Linked DNA regions of Homo sapiens: region 2 is linked to region 1. Evidence: chromatin loops called from intact Hi-C (ENCODE). Cell type or tissue: dorsolateral prefrontal cortex. All regions are shown on one strand. Links, peaks and the distances in the headings refer to the core of each region. The heading gives the core; the rest is flanking DNA.

What was found. A loop is a pair of places that touch in the nucleus more often than their neighbours do. Peaks named below come from ENCODE experiments on the same cell type or tissue, not always from the same donor. Only the 100,000 strongest peaks of a DNase experiment are listed, where the experiment ranks them.
Region 2: it touches region 1 in a loop (13-fold over the local background); 5 of 110 quality-filtered maps call a loop at or near these places.

Annotation. Positions count from the first base shown.
Region 1 is chr9:110,764,556-110,770,335 of GRCh38, reverse strand. It overlaps MUSK (muscle associated receptor tyrosine kinase), which reads right to left. Exons shown (of 15, transcript NM_005592.4): 9 at 2,253-2,516. LOC107987115 (a long non-coding RNA gene) reads left to right here. Exons shown (of 3, transcript XR_001746892.2): 3 at 5,499-5,780. Among named protein-coding and RNA genes, the nearest start is that of MUSK, 99 kb to the right of the region's middle. In dorsolateral prefrontal cortex, for the core only: no CTCF peak of the experiment used is centred there; a DNase peak (open chromatin) is centred at 2,365; H3K4me3 peaks cover 837 bases; H3K27ac peaks cover 5,000 bases.
Region 2 is chr9:110,648,475-110,654,254 of GRCh38, reverse strand. No RefSeq gene overlaps it. Among named protein-coding and RNA genes, the nearest start is that of MUSK, 17 kb to the left of the region's middle. In dorsolateral prefrontal cortex, for the core only: no CTCF peak of the experiment used is centred there; no DNase peak of the experiment used is centred there; H3K4me3 peaks cover 1,141 bases; H3K27ac peaks cover 4,888 bases.

The sequences.
Region 1 (5,780 bases), core at 249-5,248:
ATTAATTATTATTGATAATTATTGTTAAGTTAATATATAATTGTATTATATAACTTATATAATTATTTTTAAATATGAAATTTAGAAACATTTTGCCAATGTCAACATGTAATAAAAATAATTATATAATGAGTAAACAATAATTTTTTAAAAGATGAAAACCTGCGAAATTCGTAGCACAAATTGAAATTAATTATAAAGACAGTAATTAAACCCAAAGTCTCTAATGCAAAAATAGAGAAACCATCCATGAAATAGAATTCAGAGTACAGAAATATAGATATAAGTAAATATAAGTAAACACACACCTCAGTAGTGACCAACTTTCTGGGTTTTAGCAATGAAAGTACTGTGTTCTTTTTTTATACAATGGAGTCTTGTGGGTTTTGTAATCAGAAAACCACAATGGCTGTCACACACACAGAGAATTTTTCTAATCTAATTATTATTTCTCTCAAGCATCTATCCATGGTGTTGAGCTGATTTGCCTGAGTGTCACTGTGTAAGTATGATAACTATCCCGTGGCCACCACAAATTATGTTAGTAGTACTAAAGGAAAAGCTGATAGAATCTACTGTCACTTTATTTTGCTGGTTACATTCTGTTTATTATACACGTGCTACTTTCTAGCAAAAGGATTTTCACTGTTGAGCAGTACGTCAAATAAACAATTTTGGAGAATCCTATAAAGAAGCCCAAGAAAGAGAAATCTAAACTAAAGAAGTGATAATTAACAGAGACACTATTTTTTCAAATAACTGCAAGGACAGTTGAAATAGCATCAGTATTTCTTAAGTTCTATTAAAACAAATTTTACTGCCCCTCACCCACTCTTCCCATTTTTTTTTGCAGTAATTTTACTTTTTCTCTCCTTCTCTTTCCCCTTCTTATTCTGTCAATGCTGAAGTCCCTAGAGATTTTTAGATAACATGCCTGATCACAATACAATCTTCTTAGATGAATAAACAAATTATATTACTCTTATAGTGTCTCCAAACCCTCAAACTTTGCAGTAAATTGAGGAATACAAAACTCTAATTTAATGACCATACTGTTGTTATTGAATGCTAAATAGAGAGTGTCCTCAAATTATTGCAATATTTAAATAGTTTCTGGTTTTATCAAAATAGAAGTGGAAATGTGCTGTGTTGGTTGTTGTCATGGGGTTTCCTCAACAGAAAATTTAGGAATAACAATGTCTATCTAGTTTCTGACATATTCCATGAGTGTGATTTTTCCTTTAATCCTCTCAATTCTACCGTGCAGATGAGGAAACTGAAGTTTAGCCAAGACCACACACATCGAGAAAGCAGAACTAACAGTATTTGAACTTTGTTCTATTTAGCTCAAAAACTAGATTCTTTTTTTTCTACATAAGAAGTAATTAAAGATGAAGATAATTCTATTGAACATAAATTTATCAATTTCAATATTTAAAAAGTATGGGAGTTTAACAAAATATCTATTTATAATCTAATTCCTTCCTATAACCACCCAAATGAGGCAACAGCATCAGAACTTAGAATTTTGGATGGAATGTACTTTAAAATAACATTCAGAGATGCTTGGCATGATCTCATTTATTGACAAATAATGTACAGTTTTTATTTTCTCTATCTTGGCTTACTAATGAGGTCCATGTTTAAGATTTCTCCTTTCATCTGATAGAAATCTGGGATATTTATGGATATGATAATAATGTGAACAATAACAAGAGTAATGGAATATTACACCATTTATGATATTTTCTAGAGGTTCTAAGTACTTGTATTTTAGGTTATCTTTAGTGATTTATATGGTAGAAATATTGTCTGATTAATTACCTCCTATTTGTTTGTTTGTTTGAGACAGAGTCTCAACACTCAGGCTGGAGTGCAGTGGTGCAATCTCGGCTCACTGCAACCTCTGCCTCCCCAGTTCAAGTGATTCTCCTGCCTCAGCCTCCCGAGTAGCTGGGATTACAAGTGCACCACCACACCTGGCTAATTTTTGTATGTTTAGTAGAGACGGGGTTTCACCATGTTGGACAGGCTGGTGTTAAACTCCTGACCTCAAGTGATCCACCCACTTCGGCCTCCCGAAGTGCTGGGATTACAGGCATGAGCCACTGCACCCAGGCATTAACCTCCTATTTTGGATGAAAACCAGCTTTTCCTTTTACTGTTGCATATTACAACATTTTTCAAAAACTCCTTCTGTTGTGCAGATAGAAAAATGGAATTTTTCCTTTGACTTATTTTTGAGATTTTACCTGCAAATGGGAATAGGAGTAGGCACTACTCCAGGACTGCACTCCTGGAAGATGTGGTTACACAACAAAGCCTCAGCAGCTGGCCGGCAGACTGGGCTCACTACTTTCAGTTCATTCCAGGCCGTGTGGACCAGTAGCTCTTGGGCCTCCTCAGGGTCCGCATAGGAGGTGTTGAGAAAAACAAGAGCATCTTTTGCCAGGACTGCATTACACACCTCCCCTCTGTACTGGGCGCAGTAGCCTTTGTTATCTTTCTGTGGTTTACTGAAAGAAGAAATGAACAACATTTCTAATCACATGCTATTTCTTGGCATTCATTCTGCTTTTCTTTTTTTTTTTGGTTTTCACATCTGTGTCTCAGAAATAGGAGAAAATTGTACTAGTAAATTGGTTGACACGCTCCATTTGAATATTGTCTTCATTTCCAGCTGCAATTATATCATCTCTAGCTACTCCACAGGGCTATTGAGAAGGCCAAATGTGACGATAGATGTGGAAAGCTTTGGGAACTATGAAGGACTGAATAGATTTGGGTATTTTTAATATTTTACATTATAAATAGAATCTGACTACTCTTAGTTAATAAGCTGATATAAGCAAAGATGCATCTGGAAGACATTTCATCATGATGGTTAACAAATAATTGAGCATAAGAATAATTGCTCTCACCTAAAAAGTTTGCAGCTTTAGGAACATAGTTTATTTATGTGTTATGATAGTTTACCTTAATTTTTGACAACATATACATCTTTGCAACACCTTCCACACTCAGATTCTCCCACTCACACATCTTCCTAGAATTCCATTAAAGAAAAAGAAAGTGATGTAGGGAGGAGAAAGCAGAAATATGGCTTCCAGAGGAGCCAAGTAGCACCTTCAGCTTTGCTGTTTTCTCATCATGTCTCATCACATGGAAAGTCAACTGGTCACCCAGTGCCTCAGTGATCTATTCTGTTGAATGATGTAAGTAATTACTCTGAACTCGGATTATTGTGTGTTAATGGGCCATATATCAGGGAGAAACCTGTAAATGCTAGTGCTAGCACAAACATAGGATTAAAAACTTATCTGCTATAATAACTGAAGACAATTGGGAGAATGGAAAATGCTATTGGTACTCTCTTCACACATCTACTTGTTCCCTTAATATAATGCTGGGAATTATAACAACTCATATTCTCACCTGACAAACATATATTGAATACTTATTATGTGTAGGCACTGTGATGGTCTCAGTATATTCTTATGTGTTCTATCAGATCTTCCATAGTGTTAGTAATGACTTAAGAAAACTCTTAAGTTATATTCTCATTTAGATTTGTACAACTATCGAATTTAGTTTTTCATTGTCTTTATATAAAGAATTTAAAGTAAGAAAATTAAACAAATTAGAATTTGTGTCAAATTTTAAAATTGTTACGTGACCCCAATTGAATTTAAAAAATTAATACTATAATTACAAACCACCACTGGCAGGTCTTTAAAGCAAATTCATTGGAATGAGATATAATACATTCAGGTAAAATGATGAACTTCCAAGAAACACAGCTATACTTTAAAACAATATTTTGTAATATAGAGTCTTCCTTTAATTCATACTGGCCTTTTTCTAATTAGCCAACATGAGTTTTACTGTATCCCTTTGTTTGTTGGGAATATTTAAAATGAAGGCCTTGAATAAGAAAGCACAAAACTCCACAAAAACTTTCTCAAGGTAAAGGTGAGAAAACCCCCAGAGAAAATTAGACAGAAACAAGGATGCTGTTGTTGAGGCTCAGTAAACGACACCCCAAGGTGAAGGCCTAAGAAGCAGCCTCAGAAACAGACCTTCTGCCCTCCTGTCTCTCCTCTCTTTCTTCCCTCAGGCAAACCTTAGACACTAGAATCCCTCTTCTCCAAGTCAGATCAGACACCAGAACGCCTTTTCCTCAAGGCCAGCCATAAAACCTAAACATTTACTCTACCCACCCCCAGCTTTTCTGTGTAACACCTGGCCATAAAGAAATTCAGACCCTCATTCCAGAGGGATCCTACCTCTTGCCTGGGAGGAGTGAGTGCTGCACAGAGGGGCTGAGAAAAATCTGAACAAGCAGGATGGGCTAGTTTCCCCACTCAGCCTGTTAGCATTAGATCATACCCTTTGTGTCTAATCATATTTCTACACAGCTGTTCATACTTCATTGAACCTAAGCATAAAAATGGATTGCTTTGGCTGAGTGTGGTGGCTCACACCTGTAATCCCAGCACTTTGGGAGGCCGAGATGGGTGGATCACCTGAGGTCAGGAGTTTGAGACCAGCCTGGCCGACATCGAGAAACCCAGTCTCTACTAAAAACATAAAAATTAGCCGGGCGTGGTGGCGGACATCTGTAATCCCAGCTACTCGAGGGGCTGAGGCAGGAGAATCACTTGAATCTGGGGGGCAGAGGTTGCAGTGAGCTGAGATTGCACCTCTGCACTCCGGCCTGGGTGACAGAGCGAGACTCTGTCTCAGAAAAAAAGGATTGCTTTCCCTGTATCTGGGGTCTTTATTCTGAAGGGTCCCATGTTATGTAAAACTGTGATCAAACATATTTGTTATGCTCTTCTCTTGTTAACCTGTCATTGTTATATAGGTGTCAGCCATGACTGTTAGGATGGGAAGGAAAGGAATTAATCCCTAACCAGCTTCTACACTGTGCTTTAAGAAACTATATAATAAGGAGTAACCAGAAATATCTCAAACTGGTTTACGAAATGGTCTCACATGTTGACGTAATATCTCGGCATAAAGGGGGATGAATAAGAGCATGTGTGACTCTTTACGCTTAACAGAAAAAACTCCACCATGTAAAAATTAAATATTTCTCAGTGTCTCCGAGCTGAGAATTATTCATTCAGGTTTTGCTGTCATGTGTTAACTATTCAATGATGCTGTTACTCATTTTCCATGAGTATTTTTAAAAATAATAGACATTTCATGATGTTTCCTTTAATTATACATCAAAACACACTTTTTTAAAAAACTGGAAACTAAGAAAAAGTACACAAAAGAAAAATTAATGAAAATAACTTCAGAGATAAGGATTACTAACAATCAACTAATAATGAACCCCTCTGTCTGAATTTCTGCTAGTATTGAATCCTCATTAGTTTTACAGCATTAAGTATATAATGCAAAATAAAAATGAAAAAGAAAAAAAGACAATAGGTTTTGAATAGAAATGAGAAGATCTTAGTTTTAATTTTGCTTTTTCTTCCTAACAGCTTGATGACCACTAGCTTATACAAACCCTTTATGTGCTGGGAAAAAACATACACATACAAAGTATATGATTATTATTAGTTTTCTACATTTCATTTCTATGATGTTCCTGGAATAATTAAGGACTTGGCTTTGGTATTATATCAGTGCTTGGATTAGCTCTAAAAGGTAAGGCACACACAAGACCGATGATCTACCTACCTATCTATCTATCTATCTATCTATCTATCTATCTAATCTATCTATCTATCTATCTAAATTTATATATATCTGAATTTGTTTAT
Region 2 (5,780 bases), core at 381-5,380, 120 kb after region 1:
TCTCTATAATTGATAATTCAAGTATACAAATTATAGTTTTTATAAGTCCTTTTTGTTTGATAAGGAGAAAGTGAATAACAGATGAGTAATTGTACAAGATATTTGAGTTTGATTCAATTCTGAGGACAGTGCACTAGTTTAATCTGTGGGATATTCATGTGGACACAGGATATAACCTTGTCTTAGGGACTGAAAACAGCAGAGCCCCTATGTGAGAAAATAAAAGGATGGAGATTCCAACAAGTGAGAAGGTGAACAAATTAAGGCTCAAATATAGAAAGCCACTTCCTAAAGTCCCGATTTAGGATTAAGTATTATAATGTCCTCAAAGGAAAGAAAAGAAGATGTTTTGAAATGAATATTTTAATTCCAGGTAAAAGATGCTCAATTGTGAATGAAAATAAGCTCTTTGAGTAGCAGCTACAGCTAATGACCAGAGGGTGCACTACAGGTATATACAGGATAAGAAAATTTGAAAAGGGTGGTTGCCCTTACTTTGGTCATTTTAGCAATGCATTTTCATATATTATTGTTGTCAGTATTTTGTCATTGAAAATAACAGACGTAATACATAAAAAATAATTGATAAAAGTTGTGATGATCAAAATACCAATTTATCAAAAAACAGAATCTTGTTTGTACCATGCTTTAGTGCAAATCCAAAATGTCATAAACCAGCCCTATTAGCCACTCAATAAATGTTGAATGAATGAGCCAGAGAGTAAGACTCTTAACAACTATACAGCCAACTTAACAACCAAGATTTGCCTTACAACATAATAATATATAATTGTTAAATAAGGTGTTTTGCCCCATAGTAAAGCCCTTACAACAATATAAAACAAATACAATAATGACCACCTCTTTTTTATAAAATAAAAAAGTTATTATATAGTTATATGTTATAGAACATATATATAGTTATTATGTTCTTATTTTTTCCTTTCTAAATTTTATGATTTCCACCTGTAATATTGTTGTTCATAGTTCACTGTTACAGAGATGTCCCTCCCAACAACTTGGAAATAAGAACACAGTTGCCATCAGAGTTAAGTTCTGAAATCTATGCATAATAGATCAGTACACATCAGTACATTCAAAACATTGTGAAAATAAGATAAAATATATTTCATGTGAAAACTAACACAAGAACAGAAAAGCAAACACCGCATGTTCTCACTCATAAGTGGGAGTTGAACAATGAGAACACATGGACACAGGGAGGGGAACATCACACACGAGGCCTGTCAAGGGTTGAGGGGCTAGGGGATGGATAGTATTAGGAGAAATACCTAATGTAGTTGACGGGTTGATGAGTGCAGCAAACCACCATGACATGTGTATACCTATGTAACAAACCTGCACATTCTGTACATGTATCCCAGAACTTAAAGTATAATAAAAAAATTATTTCATGCTGAAAGGGCTTTGGTATAATCTGTTTTAATAGTCACTTATTTAATTTAAGAATTTTATAATAAAAAAGGTGGTTCTATTAAACCTTGGAAACATAAATAAATATCTCCAGAGGTTAGTATTGATAGTACTATTCCAGTAACGTCCCAAGAAAGCTGAGTTTTAGAAATTAGGCTTTCGACTTTTCTTAGAATTATTCTTTGTAAGATGATATTAACAGCTAACTCTGCTTGAGTGCTTACTCTGTGCCAATCACTGACTGTTCCAAGTATTTTGTATCTATTATTTAATCCTCATTGGAATTTAATCCTCATTAGATGGTATAATACCTATGAGGTAGGTATTATACTATCATTTTCTCATTTTACAGATAAGGAAACTAATTTTGTAATTTGCAGCCTCACGTGGTTATTAAGAAGCAGAGAGATGATTTCAATTAAGGAAGCCTGAATCCAGCACCTGTGCTCTCAGCCGCTACCTTGTACATTCATGTATTCATTCAACAAATGTGTACTGAATGCTCCTAGCTATGCCAGGCACTGTGCTAGATGCTGAGAATAGTAGAGCTCAAAACAAATACGCGTGCTCTCCTGGAGCTTACAATCTAGAGGCAGACAAAACTTAAAACAACAAATAAATGTAGAGCTACAGATTGAGACAAGTGTTACAAAAGAAAATTACAGAGTGCTCTGGAGTATACATCAGGGCCCCTTCTTAGATAAGAAGACTAGGAATGGTTTCTCTAAGAAAGTGATAATTAAGCTAAGATTAAATGGATTACTAAAAGTAAGCAGAGAATGGGGGTGGGAGAATGTGCCAGGCTTTGGTAAGAGCATGGCAAAGTGTTTCTAATCCCTTTGACAAGATCTCATAGGGAGATAAATATATCTCTCTTAGGCCAGTGCCATTAAAATAAATTTCTCTGTGTACCCTTATTCTGACTTCATATTTAATAAAATCTTATCAGTTGGCTTCATGTATAGTTTGACAATAAGAGGAGAATGCACTTATTATGTAGACTTTTAGTATACTGATTATTATGAGTCCTCTCCCCTTATAAATTAATAAATGTGCATTTATACCTATCTCCAGTACCTTCTCTTCTTGTTACCAAGCTTATAAGCAACTTCAGATCCTGAGCCTTCAAAGCAGAAGACCAGATCCTTAAATGGAATGACCTGGATTCCAGATTGAGCTCCCACCCAGCTCCAAGCTGCCTTTCCTTTAAATGCTTGTATTGGATCTCTCTTATTGGTGAAGTTTTATAAATATGCAATATTTGGTAAAGTGGGAAAAAAGACGAATTATTTTATATTAAAAAAAGAATAATAGATTTAGTGAGCACACAATCCATGATTATTCTGGTTAGTTTTACTGAAAAGAAAGTCTATCTGGGACAGAGTCTGAATGAAATAATGTTTTGAATATTTAGGGAATAAAACAGACACCATTCTTGTCTTAGCAGTCATGTGCTGAGTGAGTAATGCTGGTATTGTTTTACGAGATTGTTTTAGTATAAAACCGTAGTAAACTGTGCTGGAAAGTATTTCCCCACTACAAGCATGGAAACGAGACTTACTCATAATATTTATTTCTTCTCCAGAGTGCCTTTGCAGACCTGAAACATCTGAACTAACAAAAGGCCTCCAATTTATAATATAACACAGCTGCTCCGAGGATTGCGTGCGGGCATATGTGTGTGCATGATGGGAGGGGATTTCCTTGTATGTATTCATTTATGTGCCCTCTGGAGAAGGGGCAAGTTCAGTCCAACTGGAATTCTAAGTGCCTCTTACTGGGCATTTGTTATATGTAAAAAGCTGGCTCATGTCTAAAGTATCTTCCAGGCAGCGTGCAGCTGAGAGCCATATAAGAGAAGACTGTATATTGTTTAGGAACAGTGATGCTAATGGGTAGCATTTTCACAGCGAACAATTAGTTTTTCTACCACTGAAGAACAGTGTATTTATTATAAAGAAATGGGAATTATACAGAAACTGTCATCAGAAGATATGTTTCTATCATTATTTTCTATTATTAGTTATTCACAATCAGTAAGTTCACTTCCAACACATGTACTATACTTTTAACAGAGCAGAAACAATAAGGCTATCAGTATCACAGTTTAGTTCTTTCTTTATTCTTCACTTTTGTTCTTCCAAACTGTCAAAGCATGATTAATCTTGAATGTTACCAATTTAGAAAAAAATCTAGATATTCTAATAAATTGTTTTCTTCTTTTCTTTCCCATCTCTTTTCCAAACCTATTTATTCATTTAACTAACTGAACTTGACGCCAGGAATGCGGTGACAGGTGGATTAGTCTCTACCAGAGAACTCACAGTCTGGCTAGGGAGATGGGTGACTATATCAACAACTATGAGAGAGTGCAATAAGTGTTAGGCATGTTTAGAGCTCTTGGGAGAACAGAGTATGGGCACTTACAGGAGTTAGGCAATCATGGGGGCAGTCTGAGATGACCACCCCGCCCCACAAAGAGAGGACAGTGCTTGAACTAAGCAGTTGTTAACTGGGTAGATGTGAAGGCAGGGAGAGCAGCAGAGCTCACAGAAAACAGCCTACAAGATGTCAGGATCTGAGAGATACATGCCATGTCTTTTCTGGCCTAGTCTGTTTTTCCCTTGTACCTTTCCCTGAATGCCAAGTGCAAGTCATGAGACAAGGATTCAAAGAGGTGAAATAAAATCAGAGAACAAATTGGTATCGGTTTGCGTTCTGGAGGAAAGTGGCCAGTTGACAACAGACAGATATTTTACATGTTCTCCCCCAGTAACTAGTGAAATCACCCAGAAAATGGTGAAATGACTACATTCACATCAGAAACTAGGGAACCATCCAAATGCTAGAATTTCTGTTACTTACAGGGCAGAGGAGACATGTATGAAGAAGGCTGAGCAGGACTGGCTTGCAAATCACTTACCTTAGAAAGCAGAACCTTTCAAAAATTAACAAGAGATTTTGAACGTCATAGATACCATTATTTATCTAGTCTAGGACTTGGATAAGTAATGGACCACCCAATCAGAGGAAAATCTCGTTCTTTGAGGGCCTTTGGCAGAGGCTGCCTGCTCACCAGATTTCAGTGCTGTAGCTGCCTAGGGAGAGTGTAACGGGATTCAGGAGTAGCTATCCCATGAGGTCTGGGCCATAGATGGCTTTATCAAGTCACTGGCTGCTGGCAAGGGTGACATTGGAAAACTTTTGTCAAGGTCTAGGTCACTAACTGTTCAGAATGCTAAAACTGGGGGTTGATGAAGGCAGGTGAGGAACGATCTCCTGCAGGAGGCACATTTTCATTCGGTTCTCATAGTTTTTCATATACTGCACCAGGAATGGGGTACAGCCATAAATGATTTCGCACCGTTAGGTAAGTGTTGAGAGACACAGATGAAAAACTCTCCTGAAATGAGATGTACCTGCCAGGACTACCTACGGCCCCAGATCACTATGCACTCAATCTGGGCTACTGGATGAAGGAGTTAGAGATTAGGCTTCATTATGAAGACTCAAGTGAAGTATGGGAAAATATAAGGGGAATCCAGGCATCCTACTTATAGGGAGATGTATTAGGCCTTTAACAAAAGAATGAATGAACAGAAGAGACTCTTTCATCAAAAGTGGAAAAAATAGACCTTAAGAAAAATAAAAGTAAATTATTATAAAAAAAAGAAACAAAATTTTATTACGTGAGTAATAAGTATTCAAAATGTTAAAATTTCAGTTATAGTATATATATGTTTGTGTGCGTATGCTTGTGTGTGTGTACTTTTTGCTACTTAACATCCAGAACTTCTCCCCTCCCACACTTGGGGACTTGAGAAGAAGTCAAAATCCAGCCTTACATTAAAGAAGCTGACGGTTCCAGATCTCTTCCCCTTGCAGGCAAAGCCAGGTGGGCACGTGACCAGGATCAGCCAATGGGATGCTCCTGACCATGGCATTGACTCTTGAGTAAGTCAAGCCAAAGCAAAAAGGCACTGGAGAATACATTCACTGTCATGGTGCACAGCAGCAGCCGAGTCTGGAGCAGCAGTATTGGTGACAAGATGTCACCAGAGCCCATCTGCTCCTAGGCATGACTTTGACTAAACTGTTGTGCCTCCCACCTAGCTTTCCTTGGCTTTTACCCATTTTTTCAAGTTTTATTCTCTAGCCTTCCTGTTGATACTATAAACTTCACAACAGTCTTCTAGTAATTCCTTTTCAGCCTAAGTTAGGCAGAGCTGATATTAATTGGCAACACCTAATACAACACATACAGAAATGTTTTGTTTTTGTTTTTTGAGTCAGTGCCTCCCTCTCTTGCCCAGGCTGGTGCAGTGGCACAATCATAGCTCACTCTA